Regions from separate parts of the Mus musculus genome. Here regions 1 and 2 are each linked to region 3. Evidence: chromatin loops called from intact Hi-C (ENCODE). Cell type or tissue: left cerebral cortex. All regions are shown on one strand. Each heading gives the region's core, and the rest is flanking DNA. Links, peaks and the distances in the headings are about the cores only.

The links. Peaks named below come from ENCODE experiments on the same cell type or tissue, not always from the same donor. Only the 100,000 strongest peaks of a DNase experiment are listed, where the experiment ranks them.
Region 1: it touches region 3 in a loop (8-fold over the local background); 7 of 42 quality-filtered maps call a loop at or near these places.
Region 2: a loop joins it to region 3, with 2.5 times the contacts of the local background. A loop is called at or near these places in 2 of 42 quality-filtered maps.

The regions. Positions count from the first base shown.
Region 1 is chr3:34,076,621-34,087,118 of GRCm38, forward strand. Dnajc19 (DnaJ heat shock protein family (Hsp40) member C19) reads right to left here and starts at 4,734. Exons shown (of 6, transcript NM_026332.4): 1 at 4,566-4,734; 2 at 3,611-3,662; 3 at 3,464-3,537; 4 at 2,585-2,664; 5 at 2,155-2,225; 6 at 665-904. The coding sequence starts at 4,568. The coding sequence ends at 834. In left cerebral cortex, for the core only: no CTCF peak of the experiment used is centred there; DNase peaks (open chromatin) are centred at 3,367, 3,922, 4,715 and 5,351; H3K4me3 peaks cover 1,937 bases; H3K27ac peaks cover 1,431 bases.
Region 2 is chr3:34,099,564-34,110,061 of GRCm38, forward strand. No RefSeq gene overlaps it. Among named protein-coding and RNA genes, the nearest start is that of Dnajc19, 23 kb to the left of the region's middle. In left cerebral cortex, for the core only: no CTCF peak of the experiment used is centred there; DNase peaks (open chromatin) are centred at 4,972 and 8,401; H3K27ac peaks cover 186 bases.
Region 3 is chr3:34,192,708-34,203,205 of GRCm38, forward strand. No RefSeq gene overlaps it. Among named protein-coding and RNA genes, the nearest start is that of Gm52623, 69 kb to the right of the region's middle. In left cerebral cortex, for the core only: a CTCF peak has its summit at 5,729; DNase peaks (open chromatin) are centred at 3,130, 4,638 and 5,707.

The DNA.
Region 1 (10,498 bases), core at 908-8,907, 120 kb before region 3:
ACAGGTCAGCTTACATACTTTAGTATTGGCCGTCTAACTTGGGTGGTTTATAGTATGTAAAATATTAATGGTTGAGGTTGAAAATCAAAAGCATTTAACTGCTGGGATTAAAGGTGTGTGTTACACTTGGCTCTCAAGTTTTAAAATTGAGGGAATTTTACAGTCACATAAGCTTGGTCATAACTGAAAATCAAAACAAAGGAACAGCTTATCAAGTATTTCCAAGGGACTAGCTAAATAACAAAATTGACAGGATCTATACACTGGAAGGTTTCTATTACAGCTTTAATGTAGCTGGGTGGGCTGACAGAGATCTACTGCCAAGTGGATCTCTTGAGTTCAAGGCCAGAATGAGCTACATAGCAAGTTGCAAGACAGCCAGAGCTATATAATAATTGAGACTGTCTCTCTCTCTCTTTTTTTTTAAATTGTCTTAATTTATCAAAATCTGAATTGCCCAGTGAAAATGCCTAAAGTACAGTGTTCAAGTACCTTGGGCCAGTTGTACCTTGAGTTTTACCTCCCAAAGGTGAGAATCCCATTTTCAATAGTTAATGTCTGTCTCAATTGACTGTAGTGGGGTATTCTCAGAGCAAGGCCTTAGCCTTGGAAAAATAACAAGTGCCAAATTTCTTTGCTAAGTCAGCAATGAACAGCATTTATAGTCTAATGTGTGTAATCATAATTCTTGAAATCCTTAAGTTTGAACAAAATATACCAAGACACTGATTTAGCTTTTGCCAAGCAATTTTCATGGGTTATAGCTCTGAGGCATTTTTATTACAAAACATGCTCATAAGTAGACTAATGGACTTAAAATTCATCAGATTACTTTATTTTTTAGCTTGTCCTTCTAGTAAGTCTTTAGCTTCATTGATTTTGGCTGCTATATAAGGAGATCCTCCTATAGAAGAAAGGGGATGGGGGAGACACAGTTTAGAGCACAGATTCTAAGTCTTGTCAGAAGCATTTCAAGGATTCCAGGGTGTAACAGAAATGGTATCTTCATTAAGAAGCAACTATGATACTATAAATATGTCTCAAAATTAAAGGGTAAAATATCAGATCGATGGGAAATGAGATGTTTTCACACAAAAGTTTACCATTTTTCAGAAATCTTTTTTTCAGAAGTCTAAATAGGATTTGGCTCCTCCCACATACACACTTAACAGAACTCTATGCTTACTCATTACTGCATATGTGGATATAATCCACTGTTCTTCCCATAGGCTTCTAAGCTAATGTTGAAAGACTTATCTGTGTACCATTCTATAATGCTTCAGTTTTCCTCTCAATATTAGCTGACTCTTTGTAATGTCATCTAGATTTGCTGTCTACTAAAGTGATGGAGCAGTGTGGTCCTAACCCTATCAAAGAGGGGTCATCAAGAGGATTCTGGTAGAATGTGTATATGTGGACTCTACTACCATCCAGAACAGAATACTTCGAGGTCTGCAAGCTAAATTCTTTACATTGTGAAGTCACATACTAAACAGTTCTATTTAAATTTCATGTGCATGACAACAGATTTTTGTGGTCTGCTTAAAGAATCTGTTCTTACCAGTTAAAGCTACTTTGAAGTCTGTATTTGAATAAAAGCAAATACAGCTCATAGGTTTCCAAATAAGTATTCTGTCACAAGTGTCCACACATTAAGAGGCCCCTTAAGTTTTTCTTAATTAAAATTTAAACTTGGTTATTTATGAGTCTAAACAAAAATAATGCAAACCTAAAAAGTAAAACTCAAAACATAGCCGAGTTGGGGTGTGCTTCTTAAGCTCTGCTTTTGGGAATGAGGGAGGGTGGTCATAAGGTTTAGGCCAACCTTGGATGGCCTAAAAACAAACCAACCAAAATATCTAGCAGAACTGTAACCCGTTATTGGAAGACATTCTATCATAGACACAGAACCTAAAAGTAGTAGTAATGTTTACCGCTCCTGCCAAATCACAGTAGTTCTTACATTGTTGTTCATTATATCTTTATTTTGGTGAGACATGGTGTCACTGCAGAGAACGTCACCATATGTACTGAATTTCACTTAAGACACTACAATGTGATCCACAACTGGGAAACTGCTCACACACAGACATTCATAACACCAAGAATTAGCTATTCCATTAACAGTCCAGTATAGTAATAAAAGTTGCTTACCCTTGTCTGGGTGATTTAATAGCATAATCCGGCGATGAGCATCCCTGATCTTCCCTTTATTGGCAGTAGGGCTAATTTGAAAAGGAAAACATACTTGTTGCTTTAGTTTGCTTTAAGAAAACAAAACACCATGAACTATTACAGAAGTGAAGTTAAACATTGAGAACAGTAAAGCAACACAACTGAGAAGCTGTGTGTGAGACAGTAAAATGTGCTTCGTAAGAACCAAAAGTGCTTTAGATGTAGTTAACATCATAACCCTCATTCAACGCTTAGTTTGCATTCCAGAGTAGACTTTAGATTACTCCAGGCAGCAGTGAGCACTGTCCCAGTGTTACACGTGTGAGTTCTATCCCCAGCAACTACTTCATTCTCAATTACTACTAGGAATTACCTTACCCTACATCTCAGAACTGAGTAGACATCTTACCTTACACCTAATATTAATGCTGCTTCCCGTTTTGTCATTTTGGGTTCAAATCCACCTCTGTAGTACCCACCACCGAATGCCTGAAAGAAATTGAATTGGAAGAAAAGATTAATGAAGTAAATGGAAGTTGGTTAAATCTGTAAAAGAAGTGGTACATTTCAGGGAAGTACAAGTGTACTTCCCAAGGCACTTTAGCTTGACCAGGGGTAGCCAACTATTTTAAGATGTGTTAAACACCCATTTCTTGCAACTAAACTGGAACAGTGTCTTGAGAACATAAGATGGGAGGGGGGGAGGGGAGATGAGTGAATGGCAGCCACTCTCATCCATATTCCAGACAGAAACTTGATCCCCGTAAAACAGGAGTTTCAAAAGGTCTCAAAAGACGACCTGGAGATCTCGAAAAGATTCAAGGCAACAACTAAAATAAGACTTTATGGTAGGGACATTTATGCCATCAGAATCTTAACCTTAGTAGAGATCATGTACAACAAGGCCCTATGCTCCTGCCCAAGCTCCATGACATGGCCTCTCAAAGTCCTGACTAGCAGCAGCTTTGTGCTTTACACCCAGTTCAGAGCCGTTATCTAACATCGCTGCAAAGCTATCCTATGTGACAAAACACGAGGGAAGGCAGCTGGACAGATAAACCTGGGTCAACAGTATATGTAGTAAAATTAATTGCTAACTACCTGCTATCGTTCTAAATCTGCAAAGGCCACCCACCCTCAGTTGTCACATGTGAAAACCAACTCCCAGTGTGGCCCATTGCAAGGTTTACAACTCCACACTGAGCTCCATGGACCTGTGGAATTCACCTTACAGGCAAGCTCCAGGCTTCAAATACAGGCAAGTTAGTTAGCAAGAAGGTTCACTTACAGATTTTGGTAGGCTCTGAAAAACTTGTTTTACTTGAGGCTCCACATGCTTCATGGCTTGTAAAACATAACGGCCTAAAACCAAAAGCAACAGAATAAGCAAATCCATGCATAACCAGTCTGCTCCACCCCCAACCCACAGACAAACCTGCAAATCCTGCAGCAGCAATGGTCAACCCGACTGCTACCACTGTGCTGGCCTGTAATGGAGGAGAAGAGCAAGTCTTTACTACTCTTAATTGCTACCTATTCCGCAGCCAAACTCATTACGACCTTCATTTTGGTGAAAGGTGGGTTCTTTTTCCCTTTTGGGGCAGGATTAGGGATGGAACCTAGTGTGTGTCTCATGCTGGTAAGGTGCCTACAACTCCAGCCTTTCTCAAAGTTCCAACACTTTTATTCTGAGGTGGAGTCTTGCTAAAATTGTCCAGGCTGCCCACGAATTTGCGACTAGCTCTCTAAGCAACTGGGACTTTACAGAGTGCAGCACAGGGTCTGCTGGAAGAAACATTTTTTTTTCTAATAGAAATATGTCTTTAAAACTACTGCAGTTGGACGTGGTGCACATTGGCGGCTTGCATTTAGTCCCCGGACTTGGGAAACATTGGCAGGTGAATTTCTGTACGTTCTGGGACTTCCAGGACTACAAAGTGAAACCCTGTTTAAAAAAAAAAAATTAAACTACTGCAATTTTTATCCACAATTTATTGTCAGAGTATGGGATTTTCACCAAGAAGAAAAGGGTAAGTCATCTTTACCCACAACAGTAAGATGGTGATTTTTCAGCCATGGAAGAGAACTTTAACCCTTGGGCATTGGAACCCCTTTCTAGTTTAGACAAGACCGGTGAAAATAAGATTTCTGCTGGATTTGGAAACAGTGCTTGCAAAGGCTCCCTGATCCCATAAGGTATTTCCACCGTAAAGAGGGGAGGAGTGCGGAGATGGTAGTGGGGTAACAGCCCGACCTCCTAGGAGGCACAAACGTGTGCCTGCCTGCAAGCAGATAAGGGGTGTCAGCTGGAGCCACCGGAGGCCGGAGTAAAGGTCAGTCTCCGTATCCGCCCAGCGCCCCTTCGGAGCCCGTCAGCGCCGACCACTCACCATGACTCCACTCCGCGGCTCGGCACCGCGCGCTCATCCCAGCGCGAGCCCACCGCCACGGTACAGCTGTGGAGAACGACAGGGCCGAGCCAGCGATGCCGCCACTTCCACTAGCGCCGCGCAACACGGCAGCGGCGCCGTAAAGTGCGTCGGAACTGTCGCACAAAGTGCCGCACAAAGGGCCTCACCAACTCCGGTTGACGGAGAGGTCGGACTGGGGCGGGACTGGCCATGCCCTCTGCCCGGGATTCCTGACTTGCAAGTCCAATATCCGGCCCTAAAACAGGCTTTCCCGCTAAAACCTATCTCCCTAACTTTGCTTTATATAGGTTATTCCGCCCACCCCGTGGAAGTAGCGTTGTTTTTCACATGAGGCATTTATTTTGTCTTCTGTGCATCTTTTGCTACCCTGGGCTGTCGCCAGTAGATGTCAAGAAGCCACAAGGCTGATCTTCATGGCCTGCAGAGACATCTTTCTTCTTCTGGCTTGGAACGTAGTTAGATCTATAAACATCAGAAACGATATGGAAAATGATTTTTTCCAGTCTTTTTTTTTTTTCCATCTTCCTTCCTGATGTCTGCTTCAGGCTATGTAGATTTGTTCACTAAAAATACAGCTCCTGTTGTGTGTTCACCATGAATTTTTTCTCTCCTGTTTTAGCCTGACTTACTATTTGTGTAATTAAAAGAGCTTCTTGTACCTGTGTTGCTCACAGCATGTGGTTGTTTGGCCTAAGCATGGCAAATGCACTTGACTAGAAGGAAAGTGACTAGGAGCTGTCTTTTTGCATAAAGGCTGTAAGTTGTGAGAATATAAAAGCCATATGTGACCCCAAGGGAAGCTAGAAACTAAGGTAGCTGTTCTTTGTCAATGAATTCCTGTTAATCTTGCCAGTCTTCGCCTGCTACTTCCCCAAGCTTCTCCCCTTTGTTGTCAGAAGACCATTGTGTGAATGTATCATATTTTGCTTATCTTTCCGTTTCTCATGGGTTGTTTCTGTGGTGTAGCTGTGGGGAGTGTCATGTCTGTGGGCATGGATGTACAGAAACTAGGCAGAGACTTATTCCTTTCTCCTGGCTAGGTGGGCAGACATGAAATCCAGGCATGCTGTGAGGATTGGACTTTCACTTGTCGTGCTTTGAATCTGAGCTGTCTCTCAGAGGCTCATGCATGGATTCGTGTGTGTGTGTGTGTGTGTGTGTGTGTGTGTGTTTGTGTGTGTGTGTTAAGAACTCATGGCAGGGATGTGTTAGAGGTAGGGTATTGGGAAGGTAACTGGATCGAAAGGCTCTAAGAAGATGAGTGGATTGATCAGTTGGTTCTTGGCTTGGTGGATGGTGGGAGGTGATGGGGACGTAGCTGAATCATAGTTATGCGGAGCAGGTTCTTGTCTCTAGCTCCTCCCTTTCTTTGCTTCTTGGCCATCATTCATCTCTGCTGGTAGGTCCGACATTCCCCATCCTAAGGTTCTGCTTCACCACACATCCAGAAACAATGGGATCAGACGACTATGCCTTGTCAGCTCTGAGACTGTGAGCCAGTTATTTTTCCAATGTGAGGTAATTCTGTCAGTCATTTTGCCACAGCAAAGGAAAGGTGAGCAATGTAGTTACTGTTATATTCCTGAAAGGGAAGGTAGTTGGTGGATGAGGGCCTCGATCCACATCCATATTTGATAGTTTCTGGGTTTTTATTGAATTGCAGGCATCCTAATGAGTATGAGGTGGTAACTCATTGGACTTTTGACTTGAGTTTCTTTTGATCAATAATATGGAGTGCCTTTTTATATGCTTAATAAATATGTATATGCATCTTTGGAAAAAATGTCTATTCAAGTCTTTTGCCCTTGCCTTTTTTTGGGTAGTGATTTTTATTTGTTCAGATTCAGGAGTTCTCTGTGTGTTCTGGGTATCACTTCTCATTTATATGGTGTGCTATTATTTCTCCCATCTATGTGATGCATGTTTACTCTGCTGGTAGTGTGTATCGAGGTTCAGCATCCTAAAACTTTTTATAAAGTCCAGCTGTCTGGCTTTTTGGTTCTTTGTTGTTGTTCTGACCTGAGCCTTTGAGTCTCACACAAAACCATGGCATGAATGATTTGCCCTAGGTTTTCTTTTAGGGATTTTGTACTTTTCAGTTTTGATCCAGTCTGAGTTGCCTTTTCTGTTCAATACATTGGGCAAATGGCTCCCTCATTTTGCATACATGTGAGTAGTGTCCCAAGCACTGCTCGTGGAGATAGCTCTTTACTTTTTAAATGGTAGAGGTGAAGGAGAGATTTCAGAAACCGCCTGTGGGGAGAGTTCTAGTGAGCATCTGACATCTTTTGTTGTTGTTGTTGTTTTCTAGGACAACCATAACAAATTTCCACAGGCAGGGATGTTTATGAAATAGAAATGTTTTGGTTTTTCTTTTTTAATTCCAGAGGCTGAACATGTAAGATCAGGGCACTGGTGGGTGTAGTTTCTCTCCTAAGCAACTTGTAAAATTTAAAAAGGAGGAAAAGAGGAAAACTTAAAATCATCCTCTCAAAAGAAATACTTTACTTGCTTGCGGCCATTTCTGACTAGTCTTGTCTGGCTGAATGACAGCAATGTGTCAGAATTGCTCTTGGCTTTGCTTTCCCACTACTGAAAGCAAGTCCTTATCTCATGGAAGCAGTAACTGAATATTTCCAACTGATCACTGGTTTGGTTTACAAGCAAAGAAGTGATAACAGAAGTTAAATAGCAGCTAAGAAACCGCCCCCCAGGTGATGCTAACCGGGACTCATCTTTAATGCCAGATTTGAAGTTTGCTTTGCAAAGCTGGGGCCCCTTTTGTTCACGTTTGTACCACATCGTGAGGATGATAATATTTCTCTAGATGAAATTAAAAAAAATTGGTCAGGAGATACTGGGTAAATGATGTGTCACTTGATAGATGTTACGGTGGCCTAAGATGTCTCTCAAGGTACATGACAGTGAGAAGTTGCTCTCTTTTGGCCTGGCCTATTTCTGCAGAGGAACCTCTTTTGGAATGGGTTGGTTCTGGGTTTTCTGTTCTCTGGTTGGGTCAGGACTTCGGGCAGATGAGAGCATGGCTAGGACTCCACAATGCACACGCACTCTGACACATGCAGCAGGATGACCTGTGCTTTATCCGCTTTTCTAAAATGCATTGTTTGGTGAACCACATAGTGCATTGATTGTGCAACTAATGGAATATTTGAATATTTGGAAATTGTAATTGGTTTTGAAATGTACACTTAAATGTAAGTCATGCACAACACAGTGTTTGATCTGAATAAGAGAATTGTTCTTATGCTTTGGTCTTAACTATTCACTCCAATCCAGTACCTCAGCTATTCCATGGAATCCCAAGTGTGTCTTTAAAACCCTGATTGGTATACAGAGGCAGTGACTGCTTGCTATTCCATCCCTAGCTTTTTGAGGACACAGTTTTGATTTCCATAGCCACTGAGACTTTTCTGTGTCCCCTTAGAGGAAAGCTTCCAAAGGTGATGAGTTCAAATGTGACCTCTTCTCCTAAATACATTGAAGCTTTGCCACAATCTGCCTACATTTTTACCCAACTCTGATTTTAATGCTTGATATTAAAATCAGCTGACTTCAGGGGTCAAGTAGATGGGGTTTTGACAGCCTTCAGATCTGATTCTGTAGATCTAACACCATATGCTGAGATATGAGCAGCACCCAGAAATCAATTTAGGAATAATAACATCCCTGTTGTGGAGAGGTTTTCCTAGGCTTGATATTTTTCCATGGACGCAATGATGAGAGCTAGGTTGGCAGACACATTGGGCAATGTTGACTAAGCTGCTCTCCTGCCTCCAAGCCTCATTTGTAAAAGAAAATGTTGAAATGGGTCTTCTCTCAACCACTATTATTGTTTTCTCTTCTTCTTTGTCTCCCCCCCCTTCTCTTCCACCTTTACCTTCTCTTCTTACATTTTCTTTACCCTTCTATGATAATTTGTATATGCTCAGCCCAGGTAGTGGCACTATTAGGAGGTGTGGCCTTTTTGGAGTAGGCGTGGTACTATAGGGGTGGGCTTTATGACCCTCATCCTAGCTGCCTAGAAGCCAGTCTTCCACTAGCAGCTTTCAAATGAAGATATAGAACTCTCAGCTCTGCCTGCACCATGCTTGCCTAGATGTTGCCTTGCTCCCACCTTGATGATAATTGACTGAACTTCTGAACCTGTAAGCCAGACCAATTAAATGTTGTCCTTATGGGAGTTGCCTTGGTCATGGTGTCTGTTCACATTAGTAAAACCCTAACTTCTTTCTTCTCATTCTTCTTTTGGCAGTTGAAACCAAAGCTTCACACATGTTAGATAAATAATGCACCACTGAGATCCAATTCAGCCTGCAAAATTCTTGTATTTTCTTAAACTGTCTTTTTGAATAAGGTAATTGTATAGAACACTTTGTTTTTAGTAGCCACACTTTGATAAATAGAAATGGAATCATGTTGTATTAGAGCCCAGGAATGATGCCAGCAAAATAGAATACTCTTTAGTCCCTCTTCCCCACAGGAATGCCAATTTGGTTGTCACTAACAGATGAGAGTTCCTCTGTACGAGTCAAGGAGTCTAGAGGAGAAAAAGGGGTGAGAAGGGAGAAGAAAATGAACAAATATGGAGGTACACTGAACAGGGTAAACACATCCCCTCAACTGCTGTGAGTTGGTGTCCTCCTCAGTGATGGTAACACTTCCCAAGAGGCTTAATGATTTCTCATCTCACTTGCAGTACTGAGGGGTTTGGCAGCAATGAGTAGTTTGTAGGCAGCAAGAGACAGAGAGGCTCATGGCAATTGGGTCCAGGGGCTGAACAGAGAATGGAGCTTTCTGCTAACCATGGCCAAAACAACAGCTCCAAGGGAAGTGTGCTGAGGGGGAATCTAATGCCCTTTCCTGGGCACAATGGGTACTGCACATACATGGCAGATAAACACACACACTCATGCACACACACATACACACTCATGCATACACATACACACACACACACACACTCACGCCAAACACACAGGTAAAAATATGTCAGCCTTCCTAAATGTCCCAGAGACCCAGGTAGGCTTCCACATCCTATTTTACAGTTCCCATCATTCATGTTGCCTCAAAGCCCAGTTAGTTGCTTGCCAGAGACCAGAGCCTACCTCCTGGACCATTTTCTTCCCTTTGGGACTAACCAGAGCCCTGCCAGCTCCCTGATTCCGACACTCCAGTCAATCCATCTCGTCTGTAGACTAGATCACAGTGCCAGGGGAAATGTATTCCATGCTCCTTGACCAAGATGCTGAAGACACCAGACTGTAAGTGACAAGCAGAAAATGGGAAATAGAGGCTTAGCCTTAAATGCCAGACAGATAGAGGATGTGGAATTCTCAGCTCTGCTATGAATCAGCTCCTCCTTGAACAATGTAAAGACCTCTGTTGATAGAAGAAAGGTGACATAAACAAAGAAGAAGGAAAAACTGAACCTGTGAACTGCAGATGCACAAATACCAAAACAACTATAAAAAGAACATGAAAAAGAGAATTAACATGTTTCCTCTAAAAATACAAAACACATAGTAATGGCCTAAATGAAAATGACATGAAATAATTTCCATGAAAATAATTTTTAAAAATGATTATAAATATGGAAAAGCAACAACAATAACTCAAAGATAACAAAGTCAAAGAAACAAATGATATAAATCAAACTCAAGGCATAAAAATAAGAGTTCAAATTGCTGAAGGAAACCCGAACTGAAAAAACTAAATGAGCCAAATAAAACCCACAGTGGAAAGTCTTACCAATTTAGTGGATCTTGACAAAAACAGTCAGGGATGAAAGGAAAAGTAGAGGAATTGGTTCAGTCTGTATATAGCAATGAAAAAAATCAAAGCAAAAATAATGGGGCATGAGGTACTTTTGG
Region 2 (10,498 bases), core at 885-8,884, 94 kb before region 3:
CTTGCTGACAGTGTGACTGTTGTCCCACTTGACTGTGAGCTGGCACTACACACTTCACAAAATGGCTTTCATAAAGTCAAAGAACCAAGGTCATAGTAAATGTGTGAACTCAGGAGCAGGGAGCTCAGCTAGGGGCAGGAGCAGGGGCAGGAGCAAGGAGCTCTGCTAGGGGCAGGAGAGATGGCTCCGTGCTGTGAATCCTGATGACTTGAGTTCAGTTCCATGAACCTACATGGAGGTGGGAGAGAACTGACTCTTGCAAGTTGTCTCTTGATGGCCACGCACAGGCTGCAGTTCCCACACCCCTCATATTAAGTCAGTCAGTCAACCAATCATTAATCAATCAATCAATGTGGAAAAGAACTTTAATTTGAATAAAAAAGAAAGAAAACCAATCACGAACTTATTTTAACCATGGTGTGCTTTGAGAAGAAAGACTTGGGACTGTCAAACACCCAACTCCCAGAGTTAGGGAGTCAGCTAATTTGGTAAAGTGTTTGCCATACAAGCCTGAGGACCTGAGTTCTGTCTCTAGGACCCATTAGAATCCATGTAAAGAGCTAGGCTTGGTGACATGGTTTACTGGTCAATCAGTTTACTGCAAGCTCCAGGACTCAGTAAGAGACCCTGCCTCAAAAATGAGGAGCTAGAGAAAGGACCCAAAGAGCTGAAGGGGTTTGCAGCCCCATAGGAGGAACAACAATATGAACGGACCAGTACCCACAGAGCTCCCAGGGACTAAACCACCAATCAAAGAGTACACATGATAGGACTCAAGGCTTCAACTGTATATGTAGCAGAGGATGGCCTTGTCGGACATCAATGAGAGGAGAGGCCCTTGGTTCTGTGAAGGCTCAATGCTCCAGTGTAGGAGAATGCCAAGGACAGGGAAGCGGGAGTGGGTGGGTTAGTGAGCAGGAAGAGAAGGGATGGGATAGGGGGCTTTTGGAGGGGAAATGAGGAAAGCAGATACAATTTGAAATGTAAATAAAATATCTAATAAAGAAAGGAAGAAAAAAGCAATTTAAGAGACATATGTTACTTGATATTATTTCATCTGAATTTCTTCAGTGTTCTCAATGAATTTGTGGCCAAATAAATCTGTGAATAAAAAAAAATGTGGATGGCACGTGGTACCTGAGAAATGACCCTTGAGCCTGACCTGGGACTGTACACAAACACGAGTACACACACACACACACACACACACACACACACCACCACTACCACACACTCCCCTAAAGCTGATAAGAATATAACTGTTGGGTCTGGAGTGATGGCTCAGTGGGTGAGAAGATGCTTAGCTTTTGCAGAGGCCCTGAGTTTTGTTCCCAGCACTTACCTTCATTTCTTTCATGTTCCTTCCACCCTGAGTTTGTGGTGTGTCTTTGCCTGAGAACAGGGCTTGCCTTTAGATTTTATTCCAGAGGAAGATCAGTATCCTGATGTGGGCTGAATTTGGAGGTAGAGCTGAACTCCTCCATCTTTATAGCCAAGGCTCTGAACTAGAGTGAAAGATGTAGAGATCCCCAGACAAAAGGCAAAAAGATTCTCTCTCTCTCTCTCTCTCTCTCTCTCTCTCTCTCTCTCTCTCTCTCTCTCTCTCACACACACACACACAGACACACACACATAGGCACACACATACAGACACACACACACATACACAGACACACAGACACACAGACACACAGACACACACACACACACACACACACATACACACACCCCAGAAGAGGGCAGTTTTACTGAGATGGACTTCACCTGGCACACCTTAGCTCTCTCTTTAGAAGCCCAGTTTCACAGGTTTCATCAACTCAACCATTACCAGCCTCATACCAGAACATTGTCCATATCCAACTTCAAAAGAAGCCATGCACCTGTGGTGGTTTGAATGTGAAGGTCCTCTGCCCCATAGGCTTACATGTTTGCATGCTTAGTCCCAAGTTGATGAACTGTGTGGAAGTCTAAGCTGGAGGAGGTGTGTTGCTGGGGTGGGCTTTGAGGTTTCGGAAGCTCACACCAGTATCTCATTCTCTGCCTGCTGCCTATGGATCCAGATGTAAAGCTCCCAGCTTCCGCTCCGGCACCATGCCTGTCTCCTTCCCGCCATTGCTCATGGACTTGCCGATTGAACCAGCCTCCAATTTAGTGCTTTCTTTTGTAAGGGCTGCCTTGGTCATGATGTCTCCTCATAGCAATAGGACTGTGACAGAACAGGACACACCATTTAGCTTCTACTCACTTATTGCCCCGCCCCCAGCCTTAGGGAGTCACTAATGTACTTTCTCTTCATTTTTGTATATTCTGTGCATTTTAGATGAATGATGTCATTTGAACTCATGGTGTTCAGCGACTTGCTTCTTAGTGAAGTGTTTCTAAGGACCACCATGCTTTAACACAGGTCAAAACTTCCTTCTTATTGTTTTATAATAGTCTATTGTGTGGGTATACCGCATGGTTTTCCTTCTTTCTTTTCCCTTTTTCTTTTTCTTCTCCTCTCTTCTTGTCCTTCCATCCTTTCTTCCTTTCTCTCTCTCTCTCTCTCTCTCTCTCTTTCTCTCTTTCTCTCTTTCTTTGCCACTCCTCAACAAAGACACATATGGGATTTAGGGACTTTTAAAGATGCTGTTGCTGTGAACAACTGTGCTCAATTTTTTTATTTTTTTTGTCATGGATTAGGTTTTTGTTTCTCTTATGTAGGGCATAGAAACATACTTCCCATTTGTGTGGTAGGCCTGTGTTTAACACGTTGAGGAAATGGTAACCTGTTCTCCAGAAAACTCTAAAAACTCACTTTACTATAAGAGCAATGTCTACACTGACAAATGTTAAAATCAACTCTTTGGAATCCTAAACTCATTCAGAACTCAGGACTCATTTAAAAGAGGAAAGAAACCAGAGGAGCATCTGAGTGTCCGTCAGAATGCTTGGTTGGGGGAGGGGAAGGGGGAGGGGGAGGGGGAGGGAGAGGAGGAAGGGAGAGGGAGAGAGAAGGAGAGGAGGAGGGGCAGGAGGGAGGGGGAGGGAGAGGGAGAGGAGGAGGGGGAGGGAGGGGGAAGGAGAGGGGGAAGGGGAGGGAGGGGGAGGGGGAGGGAGGGGGAAGGAGAGGGGGAGGTGGAGGGAGTGGGAGGGGGAGGGAGGGGGAGGGAGGGGGAAGGAGAGGGGGAGGGGGAGGGAGAGAGGGAGAGGCTCTCATGAAGAAAGCTGGCGCTTTGCAGTAACCTAACAAGTAGCCTAAACCTCATCTGTTGTGACAGAGAGTGGAAAGTGTGAGGAGATGCAGTTTTATATGTCTGAGCTAGGACATCCCTGACACCTCCCCACACTTGCCTACTCCACTTTGGCAACAATGTAATCTCCCACCCCATGTTTGCAGCAAGGCATGTCTTTGTTAGAGAAAACCAGGGTCTCCAGTTGAGCTACTGGCATATGATTGGTAATGAGGCACAGCTATTGCGAATCCCTGCCAATGTGAAATGGATTAGACAGGGGTTGTAAGCACAATGGTAGTCTCCATTTATTGAGCACTTACTATGGCTAGATTTGTTTGAGCCATTCATTATCTCCACGGGGGGTGGGGGCTGACAAAACCTATAGGGATTGGATGACCTCTGTGTGACCTTCAGCTCCAGGATTAGGTCAGAAGCAGCATTAGGCAGTGTCTGGCATAAATATGTCTGTTGGCACTTATCTCCATCATTATCTTGGAAAAATGCTCTCTGTAGCTCTCAATGTGTAAAGCTTGGGGTTGGGTGGTAATGGTTGATCCAACCAATGCCCCCCTTCCCTGATCTTCCTCCACATCCTCGAGAGTGTGTCCTGAACCATCTGAACTCTTAGCCCCTTCCACATAGAACCCTGGAAGAACATGTTCCTTTCTCCGCGTGTTTGACACAAACAGAACAAAAGGACCCATCTGAAAGCTCTTGAGAAAGGGCCACCTCCCTAGACAGTTTTGTGTTCTCAGTAAAACTGAGACCTGCCTTGTGATTAGATAAAACAGTGGTCATCTGCTTCATCTTTTGCAATCAGCTTGGTTAACCCGGAAGTTCTGAGGTCTTTTGCCAATAAATACCCAGTATTACTTGCAAACCTAGGCTGCAAATAGGAATTTAACAAAATGGTTATTTTCTGGTTTGATCGTGGGGTGTGTTTTTTAAAAAGGCACTATTTTATAGGTTCACAACTAAGCTCCTGCCACATTTTCACTCCCTCCAATCCTTTTTTTTTCCTAATTAAATAACTGGAAAGATGTGTAAAACCATTAGCTCCAGACTAAACAGAACAAAAAGGTAATATTTAGATTAATATATTTTTAATGGACAGTTTTTTTGGAGGGTTACAGGCATGGGAACAAAATTAAAATTGCTATATGGTTGCCACACTTCAGAAAAAGAGTCAAGTTTAATGATAAATCTGGCCTTAGAGAGCCAGCCAGAATGGATAGGGTCTGAATAGGATTTAAAAACCCAACTGTGTGCAGAAATTAGAGTTTTGCCCTGAATCATATGGAATTACAGTGCTGGGTGCGTGTGCCATGCCTACACAATAAAGCCCAAAGGAAGCAGCTATTTCTGTTGGTTTTATTAAACCAACCAAGCAATTTAATTCTTTTGTTCAGGAGAGTTCTACTTCATTGATTAACAAAAGCAGGGATATAATTTTTTCAGCCTTTTTGAAAAGCCTGAAATGTCAAGCCTTTTAAAGCAGATTATTGTGCCTCTGTGCAGTGAATACAGCCAGAGTAACCTTTTGTCTACAATTAAATATTCTAGCATAAATATAAAAGAAAATCAGAGATGGGAAAGATTGACTCACAAGAGATTGGAGAGGTAGATCCTCACACTGATAGCGAAGCAGCAGCTTGCTTCTAATTAAATATGCGGCTGACTCTCCATGCTCTCGCTCGCTAGCAGCCGCACAGAGGAGAAGCGGCTGAGGAGAGGAAGGAAGGAGTCTATCACATCATCTCTCTGTCCACAGGCTTTCCTTGGGGCTTATGAAGGTATTTTAGAATTTTTATATTGGCATTTTTTTTTCAGGGGAGATAAAGGTGGTGAACCCTCAAGGGCAGCCAGACCTCAGTCTTGAAAGTTTAGGCTTGCTTGCTGTTCAGCAGCTGAGCTTCCTAGATCTCTTCCTAGTCAGAAACCAAGGTTGATAGTGATGACTTTGGTTTTGAGGGTTGAAGCCATCCAGTTAGGTAGGCTGCAGTGCAAAGTGACCTTTTTTGTTATTTTGAATTGGGGCTACTTATTGATTTTCCTCTTCTTTAGCCTATCGCATGCTAAAGTCTTTAATGCATATTTCGCTATTTGTACCTTGAGAGTATGAACCCAGAAAGCCAAATTCCAGTTAGTATCCTTTAGCTGTGTCTAACAGAATGCATTTTAGAAAAATGATAAGGCTTGCATTTGGACTCTTGGATTTATTGATATTCATAAGCCTTTCATCTTCATGCACACTCACGCATCTTCAGAGAAGTACTTAAACATGGCACTCGGAAAACGCTGATGGCACGGAATAGGGCTGATCCTCTTAGAGTCTGCTGCTTACACAGAAAAACTGGAAAATAATAAGAACTGAAATCTCTACTCTGTAACTTTGCCTTTCCATCCCAGGTCTTGACATTATGGAGAGGAGTGGGTTCCCTCCGAGGGCTGTTGCCTGTTGCGTGTCTGATATGCACATAGAACCTTTCCCCGTTTGTAGGTGCAATTTATGTTCGGTTGTGAAAATACTTGATTGCAGATGGGTTTGAAACAACATTGGAATTCAGTAGGCTTTTCCTTTGTGTATTTACTGTACTAAGTGTTCCCTGGGTTGTGATTTTGAATACAATCAGACACCTGGTGCCTTTTGGAAGCGTGCCACTGAGAAAGGCTCCATATTTGTAAATTAATAGTTTGTACCACTCAAAAAAAACCCGATTGGGGCAATAATTGAATGTTAGGAATGGAGCTTACATTTTTTTCCACCTTGTAAGATTTCCCCTTTTAATAAGCAAATTTCTCAAGTAACAGGCTCCACTGAAGGGAGGCAAACTCCCAATAAGTCTTACTGTGCTATTTGCCTTTCCTCTGATTAGCGTAAAGAGTGTGTTCAATGCAGTGTTTAATAAGGACTGTTTAAGCCAGGGTTCAAACTTAGCCTTCTGTAGGATATAGGGAAATGTGTTTGGTTGTCAATACTAAATTATTAAACTTTATACAGAAAACATCAAGCTACATTAAAAAATTATGAATTTTTAAATGGAAGTAACACAGTTTGATGATTTAAGAAGTTAAAAATGTGACAGGCATATTCCATAAGGGTAGCAGTCTTTGTAACAATTTGCCCTTCCTAAGTGTGGTCTACAATAGCCACCCAGGCTTTGTGTGTTTAAAGTGGAGTTCTCCACCTGGGATCAAGTGTATGGTAGAGATGTAAATGTATAGCTGCATCTGTCTCGTATGCCTATGTAAAGTGTAGTTTGTATCTCATATTACCTATACAATTTAAGCACACTTTGTTTTGGTTTGGTAGGAATTAAGCATGCTGGTATTTCTGGGGAGAAGGATGTTTCTATAAAAAGGTATTTCCTCCCCCTGGGTGAGAGATACCATAGTGATCAAGTGTTAATTCTCTGGCCAGAAATAAATAATAATAGCAAGCAAACAAAACCAAAGAAACCAGGAAGCAAAGAGCACCGACAGCTCCTATAAAATGATGACGCCGACCTTCAACCTCCACTGACAACTGCGAGGTTTCATACTTGAATGTATCCTTCTTTTCCACTTCAAATGTGCAGTTGCCTTTGATATATATTTGTATCGTAAGTTATTTAGCGTGCAACTGGCCGTGTCTCTGTTCTTTTGAAGGAGTGTGTTTATGCTCCGATGAGAGCACGGATAAACCGTTGAGGTATTTCCGAAGTTGTCTGCCTGCGATGGGGAAAGGTGATTTGCTTATGCAAATGAAAGACGACTGCTCTGCCAGCCCTGGCTTTTCCTGCTCTGCTCGCCTTTCCCAGTTTTACTTTTGATTAACACAAAACAAGAGATGAGCTGTCACCTCACCTGTGAATATGTTATTTTCAGCAAATCCAAAATCAAACCGAGGTTCTGGTTACTTTGATTTTATTTATTGTTTTCTTTAGAGATGCTGGTGATCTAGAAACATTTATGCTTAAAAAACAAGTTTCATAATGACTACTTCAAAATGCCTAGAAACTTTTCTCATCCGATATCAGGGTTAAGGCAGTGAGTTCCAACCACGGATTCAGTGTAGGCTCCGAGAGGATGCTAATGATAAAGTAAAGCCCACCTGAAGCACCACGGGCACGAAGCACCGTGCTTTCTCCCAGTTCCTTATCAATGCTTGCTGTTAGCAACACTTTGTTTCTATCATTAATTTTCTAAAAAAAAAAAAAAAAAAAAGCCCCTCTTATTATAATATTTGGCTTCTTTTAATTGTAATTCATGGGATTTAATTTTGAACATTTGGCAGTAAAATGCCAAACACTGAACTGAATGGCTGTAGGGGAGTCAAATTAATTATAAAGGACGGCTCATGTTCATTTACATTTAATTTTAACGACCAGTTTAAAATTATGATTTGAATTACATTTTTATTTAAAAACAAGGTTTGATTACGTGACACACGATTCAGGATGAAAATTATGGGACAGAGAACAGGAGAAGTGGTCTGAATGATGGCACAGGGCACACCGCCGTTGCCTCATTCACCAATGGTGTGGCATACAGAAGGTCCTCAGCCTGCAGGGATGTCCAGCGTTTGAGGAGCAGGGAGATGCTGGGGAGGAACAGAAATGTAGATTTCTGCTGTCAGGTGCTGTGCTGGCTGCTCAGGGCAAGTTAAGCTGCACAGCAGCCGAGTAGATCGATCAGCAGGGACCCTGGCACACAGGCAAGCAGGGCAGACCCTGATTGTACATTTCTTGTTTCAAAAAACCATTCCATTCTCTCCCTTCCCCTCAGTGTCACCACTTTCCTTCATCTTGAAAACTTGGAGCATCACATCAAAAAAAAAAAATTAAATCTATAGATTTTTAAAGACTGCATAACATTTCCTATGGATTAAATTCACTGAAGAGTTGAATACCCAGGACCTTGCTTAGGGTGCTGAGAACATGTGCTTTCCACATTAGTGTTCCTGCTGCTGTTACTCCCTGCTTCTGTGTGCTCTAAGGGAGGAGGGGGAGGCTTGGGCTAGGACGATGGCTTTGGAAGCCAGTGCTGAGTGTCCTTCTAATGAGCTACTATCTTGACAAGCAACCAGACGTGACTGGGCTACAGTGGAAGAAAAGCTCAAAATAGCCTCTACAGTCCATGACTCACCAGTATGTATGTCCCTAAGTAATGTTTTTGCCCAAATGGTGCTTAAAAATACTGATAATATTTTGCCTCCGCTGGAATCATGTGGTGATCAACTGTGGGTTCTCAAGAAAGCAGCCCAGACTGATGAGAAGTCCATGTCACTCAGGACCTGCGGCGGCAAGGAGCAGAAGTTAGGGTTTCACTAAGGACTCAGCAGAACTGTGGGAAGCGATCATTTAATGTTTGTGTCTGCAGAATTCTCTGGTCTAGGTAGGGAAGCCAAGGCACACATTTGGCATTTGTTCCTTGGCAACATTGTGGCCTTTTCTATGGGGATGAGCTACTGTGCTTCTCTGTGTTTGTCCAAAGATAATGAGTAAAGTATTAGTCTCAGTTCCTAGTCTGAGTGCTACCGGGGCAGGGCCACAAACGCACACAGCTTGCAAGACCTGTAAGGGATACGAGAAGGCTTGATCTTGGGCCTCTGCTTCCATGCTGTGAGTTTATGGTGTTAGGAGAGGTGATTATTTTCTGTGTGTTTGGTTGATATATTTTAGCTCATGTCATGGCTTTGGGGAGACAGTTATGGTGGGAGGCTTGGAATGGGGTTTGGGCTTCATAAAGCTATGCCTCACTGTGGAGAGGGAAACGTCCTCTGGTATTTGCTTTGGAAAACAGGAAGAAAGGGAATATACGTGGATAAGTGAGAGAACACCTTTTCAGGAGGTTTCTGAGGTACAGAGGGGAAAGATTTTCTATGTCCCTGAAGGTGACCACCTTGTAGTCATAGCCAAAGTGGAGAAGGCTCACATGCACAATGCTCAGAAACCCAGTGAATTTTATTTCATTTTAATTACCAAGTAGATTATATTCTTCAAATTATAAAACTCTTTGTCCTTCAAAGTGCTCGGGGACACTAAAGAAATACTAACTATGGTAAACTTTGTATTTGCCTCAATGAACCCCTGTGATGATTTAGGGCTGTTTCCTAGTTTCCAAGTTTCGATGTTTACAGATACACTTATTTGTATTAATACATTTTAACCTTGGGTGATGTGTGCGGTGTATAATGTATCTATATTAGTGTGCTTGCACATGTGTATGCCTCGAGGCCAGAGGTCAGCACCATCTCTTCCTCAGTCACTCTCCATCTTGGTTTTGAGACAGAGACTCTCACTGAATCTGGAGCTCATAGGCTCTGTAAGTCTGGCTGTCCAATGAGCTTCAAGAATCCAACCAAGCTGGGGTTACAGGTACACACTAGCACATCTGGCACTTAGGTGGGTGCTGAGATCTCAACTCAGGCCCTTCTGCTCAAGAGGCAGACATGTTACTCGCCGAACCCTATATATAAAATATTTTCTTCTCCTTTATGTAAATGGCGACATAACATGTCTACTCCCCGGCACTTTGTTTTCTCAAGTAATAAATGAAACTGTTCTTCTTCATAGGAATTGGTAAATAAATGAAAAGGACTCACTGTTCTGTGTTTATGGATTTCCCTGAGGATGCTCCACAAATCATGGAAGCAGTTGCCATTGGATGCTTAGTTTGCTTCTGACCTTGCCTCTGATTTAGAGGTATCAGCACACTCTGGGGGGGGGGGGGATAGTCAGAATGTGAAATGTTGCAACCACTGTGAGAAGCTGGAGATCTCCTCAAATGTCAAAGAGTCACTGTGCGACCCAGCAGCTTCATCTGTAGATATGTAACTAGCTAGCTGAAAGACTTTGTGGGGGGGGGGGGGATTTGCAGTCTTATGGCGTGAACACTGGTGCTCACAGCAGCATTACAAACGGCATCCCGAATGGATGACAACATTCGATCTGTGAATCAATAGTATATTACTCAGCCCTAAACAGGAAGCGGATATGAACATATTCCAATCTGCATGACCAATGAAAACATATTAAGTGTAGTAAGCTGGACGAAAGGGCAAACATGTATGGTGATAACTGCATGAGGCACAAGCTGGGTGTGGTGGCAGTTGCCTGTAATTCCACTTGGAAGGCAGAGACACGAAGATCGCCCCAAGTTCAAAACTAGCCTCCTCTGCATAACAAGTTCCAGGCAGGGTTACACAGTGAGATCCTGTCTGAAAACAGCAACAACATTTTATGAAGTATTAAGGAAAGCAAATATGTTCTTCACAGGGATAGGAGGGGAACAATGGCTGC
Region 3 (10,498 bases), core at 1,243-9,242:
GGCCACATGGTATTTCTGGGGTTTGTTCATGTAAATTTTTTATGTGTATAGGTGTTTTGAATACGTGTATGTTTGTGCACTATGTATGTGCGCAGACCTTGGGACTGGAGTTACAGATGGTTGTGAGCCACCGTGTGAGTGCCAGGGATTGAACCCCAGTTCTCTGGAAGAGTAGCCAGTGCTTTCAATGGATAAGCTCTCTCTTCAACCCCTAATAATTCTGTTTTTAATGGTTTTTAGAAACCTTCTTACATAGTTGAACCAATAGTTGTACTAATTCTCTTTCCCATATTCTTTCTAGCACTTATTATTTTTAGTCTTTTTAGTAATAGCCATTTTTACATGTGTTGGAACCGTAGCTCATTGTGGGTTTTTGTTTTACATTGGGGGGGGGGTGCAGAAGCACATGTGTACGTACCTGCCAGAGCATATATGTTGCAGTCAGAAGACAACCTTTGGGAGTCAGCTCTCTTCTTGCATCCTGTGGGTTTTGCGGATTGAAGTCGGGTGCTCAGGCTCAGTGGCAGGTGCCTTTATTCACTGAGCTGCCCCTTCGGCAGCATGCAGGGTTTCATTCATGGGGTTAGGTGGCCGCTCGCTTCCAGACAGCTGTCAGATTTGTATACCTTCTTTCGTGCAACCTCTGTTTCAGTCTGCTGCCCATTGTTATTGGTTATATGTTGCTCTTTAGTATGTTTTCTGGACATATTCTAGACGCCACACCCTTTTCAGATGTACACTTACAAGTATTTCCTCTCTTCTGTAAATTTCCTTTTCTACTGTTTATTTCTTTTAGTATATCACAACACTTTGGAGAGCCTCCCACTCTTCCTTCCTTCCTTCCTTCTTTCCTTCCTTCCTTCCTTCCTTCCTTCCTTCCTTCCTTCCTCCCACTCTTCCTTCCTTCCTTCCTTCCTTCCTTCCTTCCTTCCTTCCTCCCACTCTTCCTTCCTTCCTTCCTTCCTCCCACTCTTCCTTCCTTCCTTCCTTCCTTCCTTCCTTCCTTCCCTCCCTCCCTCCCTCTCTCTCTCTCTCTCTCTCTTTCTTTTTTCTTTCTTTCCTTCTTTCTTTCTTTCTTTCTTTCTTTCTTTCTTTCTTTCTTTCTTTCTTTCTTCCTTCCTTCCTTCCTTCCTTCCTTCCTTCCTTCCTCCCTTCCTTCCTTTCTTCCTTTCCTTCTTTCCTTCAGTCCTTCTTTCCTTCTTTCTTTCTTCCTTATATAAGGTCTTATTATATAGACAAAGCTGACCTTGAGCCCAGAGAGATCTCTTGTGTTTACCTTCTGAGTACTGGGATTAAAGGCATGCATCACCACACCTCATCCACTACCCCTTTGACCCCTTTTTTGTGATAGAGTAGCTCAGGCTAGACTAGAACTACTACAGAGGCTGCAGTGGCCTGGAACTCCTCCTCCTGCTTCAGTCTTCCAAGCTCTAGGGTTAAAAGTCTGAGTCTGATTTACAGGTGTGAGAGCCAACGCATAGAAGACCAAAGCCACCAACTTATTGTCACTGGGGCTCAGCGAGTCTGCTTTCTGATTTTGTGTCCCTAACCACTTCTCTGATCCACTTTTGGTAGGTGTGCTGGCTAGATTTTTGTCAGTTTGACACAAGCTAGTGTCACCTGGGAAGAGTGACCCTTGCTTGGGAAAATGTTCCCACCAGATTGACCTGTAGACAAGTTTGTGAAGATGTTTTCCTTAGTTAGTGATTGATGTGAGATGGCCCAGCCCACTGTGGGCAGTGCCATCCCCTGACAAGTGGTTCTGAGTTTTATATATATATATATAAAGAAAAACAAGTTGAACAAATCATGGAGGGCAAGCTGGTAAGCAGTGTTTCTCCATGGTTTCTTCCTCTGTTTCTGTCTGGCTTGCCACAATGGATTGCAATAGTGACACTGAAGCCAAACGGACCCTTTCCTCTCCAAGTCCCTTTTGTGTGTGGTGTTTATTACAGCAAAAGAAAGGAAAAGGGCAGTAAATATCTTTCAGGGGAAGGGCTAGTAATCTTTATCTTCATTTTCTGGTGGTTTTTATTGGGTCAATTCCTAGAGGTAGAATAACTTGGTCAAGGGCTACATAGAATTTCTGACTCCTAAGATGTGTTCTATATTACCCTCTGTGAGCTTCATGCCAAGTCAAGTTTATACCATGCTTGGAAGAGCCTGTCTGTTCACTGGCACCTACCAGTTAATAACCTTGAATTTTCTATCTTGAAATGATGAAGACAGTCTAAGGCTCCAGGGCTCTCTGATAAACAAATGAAGGCAGTTCAGTCCAAGACAATGTGCAACCATTGACTTCAGCAAAGATCACATCATATTCTTGTTTCCTGATCCGTACATAAATGACCTTTATGTTATCATAGTGCTTCCATTGTGTATGTGAGTGTACACTAAAGCCGCTCATGCCCAAGATCTGGAAGCCATTAAGTTCGGTCACAGGTGCCCATCCAAATGTGGCCTCATTTTGACAATTGCTGCCATGGCCAATATTTATAGTATTTTTCAAGCTTTCAGGCAGTTAAAAGCCCTTTTATATTAATAACCTTATATTGCTCTGTGGTTTAAAATAGCACAGAAAATTTCCCCTACTCACATAGGTTTTTATCTAGTATTAGGTGTATTATGTATTGTATGTGCAATGTTAGGCTGTATTTTCAGTTATGGGGATAACTGAACCCTGGTTTTTATTCCTAAAAGATACTTTCTTTACAATCACCCTGAATTCAAAAAGCAATGAACTAGTGGCCAGAAAGTCTAGCCCTGTTTTCTATTTAGGAAAGTTGTGGGCAATTCTATGGCAATTCTGTTGCAATAGCAGAGGGTAAAGGACTTCAATTATACCTGCAGTCATCTGGGTGACTTTGATTAGAAATATAAAGTAACCCCCGAGATGGGATGAACCAGAAGCACCCATTCCCTTTCTGAAGGAGCTTGTTTTCGCTGGTGTCTGAGAGCATCATCACTGCGTCCAGTGGGTACAGCTCAGACTCTAAGCTGCTTTAGGTTCCTAACGGAATTGCCATGCTGGTCAGGAACCTGGAGCAGAGAATAAATACCATCTTCCACAGCACAGCATCAGAAGCTTGTGCCGTTTGCGATTCTTTTCCATTTTTCAGTTTTTAAGTGTGACTTGGTAGATGCTTTATCCTGAACACAATGCTGCCGTTAATAGCGAATGAAATGACTGAGACGGTGCCGAGGGGGGAAAGGAGTAGGCGGAAGGATTTCTAGCCGACCACTGCAAACCACAGGCTGCAATTATCTGCAGCTGAGAACAAGTCGCTTTTAATGTGTCCATTTGGCCAAAAGAGGGAGAATTATAGAGACTGCTCTCCTCTCCCGTCCTCCACTCTGTTTTCTTCTCCATCTTTATGTAGTTTATCATCCATAATTTCAGGATGTATTTTGCCTCTTTAGGCTGTTTTATCTATAGGCTTATGAGGTCAGTCATGTGTGAATTCCTTTGTTAGTCATCTCACCTTTTGCCTTGATGATAGAAAATTGATCAGGCCTAAAGTACAAGCTCAATAGACAACCCTCTTGGTCCTTTGTCTAGGAGAACAGCTACATTGAAGGCCACGAGCAGGTAGCTATTAATATGACAGGCGCTCTATCTCCCACTGTAATTTATAATGAAATACCTAATCTCCATTATTTTGATCCAAGCAGGCGATTCCATGAAAAAGTCTTTTCATCCAGTTCCCAATGGCTGTTGCATGAGAAATGGCAAACCAATAATTTTTGTCAAGTTTTTTAAGCCAACAGAAATGCTTTTCCACGGCTGCGGTTTCAAAAGGCAGAGATAAAGCTCATTCACGGCGATGAATGGAGAAGCCATCTGGGGCTTTCTTTTTGACTTCCTTCCCTTTTCTCCATCCTTGTAATCAAATTTGAGCAAAATGAAATGGGGCTTTCTATGAAAGTACCTTTTGTTGATCTGAACGAGCTGGTAATTTACAAAATACCCTTCCTTTGTGAGGAAGGCTAAAGAAAAAAAGAATCCGTAGCTTTTAAAGCTGGGCCTTAGTGGGACTCTAAATGCAATGAAAGCAGTCTGTGTGGAGAGATTGAAATGCATTTCAAAGCCAGGCCTGACTAGGGGGGCACGGAGAACAGACCTATGAGCGTTCCCTAGGAAGGGAAAAAAGTGAATGGAGAATGGGAGAGAAGCGGGAGCTGTGGACCGGGTGTTGAAGTTACCGTGGCTCTGTGGACTCAGTCGTCTCCAGTGGGGCCGAAGTTGGACGTCTCGCTGTCCAGGAGACTGAGCGGTCTGAGCAGGGAAAGTTTGGAGCTCCGCGTGATTGGAAAGAATGAAGGTGTGAGGATTCTGCCAACTTTTTCCTTTCTCTGCGTGTGCTGGGATCTTGTGGGGACTGCTTCAAGAGAACCCGCAGATGTGAGTTTCCCGACGACTAACACTTACTTCCCTCTTCTTTTTGCCTGCTAGATTTCTTCTCACCAACCCCTCTTCACCCGTCGGAGCCAGAAGGATGTGTGGATAGACGGCTTAAGAACAGTAAGTAACGTGAGCTGTTTTCTTCCATCCCTGTTCAGGATTCGTTGCAACAGAGCTGAGGTTTGCTTGTTGGAGGCGTTTGGGATAAGCACGCACTCCTTGAAGGGAAGGGAGCTTCCTGCCACGTTTGCGTTGTTTGATGTGAATTCTGGTTGACTTAGCTGGTTTTTACTGGTGACAATCAACGTTCTCAGTGCTGCTTCCTCTTGTGATCTGTGATGCTGAGCTTTGTGTGGCATGGAACATACGCGTGCTAGTGTAGTAGTTTAAGATACCCTGTGAGTATCACAGGCACTAGCTCTGGGGTTGCTTCTGTGAGCTAAGCACCCCTTGTACATTTCCCTTTTAAGTTCCAGTCATCATGATTTCTCTCCATTTATGCATGAGGTAAAATTGTAGCAAAAATTATGTGAACATATTTTCTCACAATAAACATCAGAGAGAGAGAGAGAGAGAGAGAGAGAGAGAGAGAGAGGAGTTGTTTTGCTACTTAAAAGTCAAACCATTTTAAAGGTGACTTAAGCAAAATGTCTTGTCATTTAAACATTTCAATGAACCATAATACAAATAACAAAGGTAGTTTCCTGTTTGAGAAAGGGAAAAGTGCATTTTTAACGTCCCAGAAGTCAGACAGATCAGTTACCTGAAACCTTATACTTTGGATTAGAGCCCATGCCACAGGTAATCTTAAAAAGGCAAACGGAACATTGGCACTTGTAAGTAGCCACAGTGTTATTTTAAGTTTGAGAGGTAGCTCAGCCAGAATGGCATAAATGAGCACAGCCAGCTCTCCTGTCTCAGGGTGGCATGAAAAGTGTTTATACTGAAGACCACATTTCAAAGGTGAGGCGCAGAACCCCACAGAGGCAGCCTTCCTGCTCCCAGAGCCAAGAGCAAAACAACCCAGTGAGATCAGGGGCTTTAAGGACTGTTTAACTCTTTAGACTCTTGGCTGAAGGTTTGTTGTTGTTATTGTCTAATAGAGAGATGCAATGCACAATACAGGACTCAGGTGGTCTCACACGAGTCTTGATGAGGGACAAGCCATGTCCCTCTGACGGTTTGTCACATGGAATCTGAATTCCCAGAGGATTGCCTCAGACAGGTCTGTTTTCCACACTCTGGCTGTTCCTTTTTGCCAACTTCCTGAAGCCACATCTCCAAGCCTCGAGGTTTTGAGTCATTGCTGCCTCCTAACGCCTGACTTTGAAACAGCATGCCTGGCCAGCTGCCGTGAAGGTGGCACTGGGGTACTGGTTTGTGCTGGTATTGCAGTTTCAAAGGGCTTTACCTCTGATTATAACAGTTCCTGGATAGTAGACTGAAACCTGAGGGACGGGGCTGGGCACAGGAGGAAGAGCAAGTCAGTTAGCGTGTAGTAACCTATCGGTGAGGTGGTGTGGTACTCTATGTGCTGACCCACATCAGTATCTGGGAACGATGCCTTACAGTGTTGACCCCCATCATTGCTGACCCTCGGCATCGATAATGTGTGCTGTTAGCTGGTCTCGTGTACAATCAATATCTTATTTTTCATAACTTTTCTTGAGGGTTATCAGAGTGCTTCTGCTGAAATGGACATACTTTATGTTAGGTGAAGTGTCTCTGCAAAGAAGGTATTAGAAATGTGTAATCAGACCAGAAAGCCCATGGGGCCTAACGGTTCAGCCCGTGGATGCTTAGCTGCCTGCTTAAAGTTTTGAGAACCTCTGATGGCTCTTGGTGGTAAAGCCGTGAGAATTTCTGCTTCCCTCTGGTTTAGACAGTGTTGTATAAGATTGCTGTCCGTGTGCTGGGGACCTGGAGAGCTGGTTAATCCCTGAGTAGTGACTGGGTCACCAGGATCATTGCATTTCTGGCTTGCAAGCCCCCTATTCTTTGACATAACAACTGATATACTACATATTTTATTCTTTGTAAAGCCAAAGCAACCGCCGATCAGCTAATTCCAGGGATCTTAGGAATCTAAGATCTGTGGGGTATCTTCAAAAGTTACAGGAATAGAGGGTGAGATTTCTGAGAGGTGCTGGTGAGTCTGAGACTTTTTTGAGGGTTTTGGTGTCCTGCCTTCTTGTTAGGGCTGCTTGGAGACTTTTGTTAAGAGTCAAGGCTGTTTTCCATCACAGAGGCCACCAAACTTCCAGTGTTCTCGAGGGGCTTGGAGAACCTGAGAGGAGGCGGAGGTTCAAGCTGGACTTTACCTCCCCTGGCATGGAAGGGTCTGTGCCCTGAGGTTCTGATGGTCCCTAGGCCGCCCTACCAGGGGGTGCTTGCTTTCTGTTTTCAGGGTACAGAAAAGGGGCTGGCTGGTCTTAACTCTAGGCTCTGTGAGTGCTGCTCTGGGCTGTTCACTGTCATGTTGGTAGAATCTCACTCTCTCTAGCTGTCACATGGGATGCCTTTGAGAAGATGTGGGAGGTGCCCTCTCTTTGTAAGCATGATGATTGGTCCACTCACCTTACATGGTGATGAGCAATGGGCTTCCTTAGACAATAACATCACTATAAACCCAGAGGCATCCAGGTTCTGTGGGCAGCGAGAACAAAGCACACGCATATTTTGATCAACACTAAGATTGGTCCAGTGACCCATGACCCTGGAGGGAAGAGTACCAACTTCCACCATGCACTAAAACTGTAGTGGGAAGATGGGTGACCCAATACAGGACATACATTCTCTTGTAGCCCCACCTCTGCATGGGTTTTGATGTAGCCGCTGTAAATAATTAGGTCTAAGACTCAGGGACAAAGGAACCACACATATAAAAAGGTCACATACTAATTATTTTTTGAGTCAAGCTCCTTTAGACTCAATATTTATTGCAGCAGAAACAAAAGTGGAAAACCCCACCATCTCACACAGTAAGTACGTCACCCATGATGCTGCTCACCCTCACAGATCTAGAGTCACGGTCTCACAGAGGGGAAAGCAAGATCAGAGGGAGTCAGTACTGATGTCTGTTCATACAGGCATCGTGAGAGTGTAGGCCTGTGCTCTTCTCATGCCTAAGCATCTTTTGGGGTAACACAGATGTCTGGTGCTTTTTGAGGGGTAACACAGATTTCTGGGGCTCCTGTCCTGCCTAGTGTATTTATGTTTTCTGTCTTAGTTCGCTTTCTGGTACTGTGATAAAACGCCCTGGCTTAAGGGAGAAAGGGTTCATTTTGGCTCCTCTTGGCAGGGAAATCGTGGCATCAGGAGCTTGAGGGAGCTGGTCACACTGTGTGCAGTGCTGAAAAGCTGAGACGGGTCAGTCACACTGTGTGCAGTGCTGGAAAGCTGAGACGGGTCAGCACAGGCTGCTCCCAAGCTCCCTTTCTCTATACAGTCCAGGGTCCCAACCAGGGAATGCTGTCAGCCATGGTAGATGAGTCTCCAGATCTCTATCAGTGTGGTCAAGGGGCTGGTTCTAAGTTGATTCCAGATCCATTCAAATTGAAAATATACACTAGGAACCACATCCTCTTTTAGTTTGTGTTCCAAGACAGTCCAGAGCCATAGACCTCAATTCTTCTCTGAATTTGTAAAATCTAATCTGCTTTCATGGGTGAGAAAGCACACAGTGATGTTCCTATGGGGAGGGGAAGATTTACTTTGCATATCTTGTCAAACTCTCTTGAGCACCCCTGGTTTCCAGAGCACTTTCTTGGCTGGTCAGCACCAGAGGTTTTCTTTTTAAGTCTTTCTTCATGTTCCACCCAGTTCTCCATGTGTCTGATTCTGTTTCTGGACCCCTTTCTTCTGTATCCATCTTTAACCCAGTCATATTGTGGCACACAAGAGTAGTCCAGTTTGTCTTAACACCCAGATGTGAATATGTCTTAGCCCAGTGCCAAGCTCAGCTTAACCCCTAATTCCTGTATGGCGACAGTTGCTATCCTGCTTAGTGGTAATGGACATCCTGTGTGGGCACAAACAATCCCACCACATATTTTCCTTGAAGGAAAACCACATGGGTGTTTTGGACACTGCCCTAAAAGTGTATTCTTCAGCAGGACTTTAAACAGGACACCAGGACTATCTCTCCAACAGCCGTGCTCAGAGATTTCACTGTTTCTAGTTGCTGTGGTGACTGAATCAAAGGTTAAAACCCAAACTGAAACCAAACCAAAGACCTCATAAAAGGGTGAGTTCCCATGGGGACAAGACCAAGCTCTTAGAGACTAGATTTGAACAGAAAGCTTTGGTAGAGGAGTAAGCCCAGTTAGAACATGAGAAGGCAACGAAGGAAAAACAACTCGCCAAGAAACACCCCTCTGTGACGGAGTCCTACATGTCTTGCTTATCTCACACAGTTCATCCTTGTGGACGTGAAAAGTGATACTTTAAATTTGCACACTAAACAAGCAAGGAAAAGCTTATGCCAGAGATCATATCTAGGACGAGAAGATGGCTGGGAGGTGTTGTAAGATGGCAGCTGCATCTCCAGGATCAACACAGAGAGGTTTAGGTTTGCAATGGTCCGCTCTAAGGCGGTGATCACAGTACAGCATTTTCTGCATAGATTTTCCTTTAAGTCACTCAGTCCTTTGCTCCTGCCTTTGGTTTAAAACCTTGGTGTTATGTGGCTCATAGAGCCTTGACCATGATTCTCAACCACTGTAGGTCTTTTAGGAGATGATGTCAAGATCATCCACCATATGACATTGCTTTTCTTGTCATACGGAAGGCTTAAACTCACTGCCCGTGCTAATGACAGACTCCCTCCACAGCGCTCTGAGCCACGTCAGAGATGGAGGTATTTTTCCTCCTAGTAAGATAGTTGCAGACAGAGATGGAGGAGAGCATGTGCGCTAGACTACAGGGGCCTAGAAACATGAACCAATGCTTAGTGACTTGCAGACTCTCAGCTGTTGTTGCTATGAACAGAGGGAAGGCTAGGCACTCTGCCCAGGCACAGCTTTAAGGTGGGAGCCAGCAGGACACCCTTCGATGAAGATCTAAGCTCACCTTGCAGTGCTGAAGATCTAGATACAGGTCCCAGATCATGAGTCCCTCTTACCTCCTAGGGGAGTGACATCTTTATAGATACAAACTTCCTTGGACACATAGCAAGTGCTTGGCCATCTATGGTTTACAAATGACATCTATAACACAATTTTATCGCCCTCTTTTTGGGGATCATCAGGTGTGGCCAAAGAGAGAATCACTTTTATGTCCTCATAGAAAATTTAAGAAAGAAAAAAAATCACTGTCTTTTAATTTTCTAAAATTAATTATTTTTTAATTTTATGTGTATGATGGCTGTTTCACCTGTTTGTATTTCTGTGCAGTATGCACACACCTGGCTGCCCACAGAGGCCAGAAGAGGGAATCAGATCACCTGAACCTGTGGCCACCATATGAGGTGCTGGGAATCCAACCTATGTCCTGTGCAGGAATGATAATTTGAACCACTGAAATGTCTCTCCTGCCTGTCACTTTTTTTTTTTTTTTTTTTTTTTTTTGGATAGAGGCTTCCATGTAGCTCAGGTTAGCTTCAGACTTGCTATGTAGCTGAGGGTGGCCCTGTACTCCTGAGCCTCCTTCTTCCAGTTCTCCAATCATGCACACCATGCCTGGTTTACGCAGTACAGGGGATCGAACCCCAGGGTTTCATTCATGACAAGCACTGAGATATACCTTAGACCCTGAACAAATAACATTTATGGTTTCTAAAAAACAAACAAACAAACAAAAAACAAAAACAAAAACCCCTCAGGTGTCTGTACGGCTAGTACAATCCACCATTTGTGCAGTGAGACAATATATATAAGCCAAGGGTTACAGGTATAGAGAGAGGAATGGGGAGAGAAAGGGGGAACTGTAAACACGAAGAACGTTCTAAAATAATTCACTTATTTGGAGGCTTTCCTCCAGCTTGCTAAAGGTGTTTATTTAGTACCCTGTCTGTGCTTTTAGGGGACAGAAAGTCTTTATAACCTAAAGTCATATAATTTTGGAGAGGCACATTGCTCAGTGAGTCAGACCCTGGAT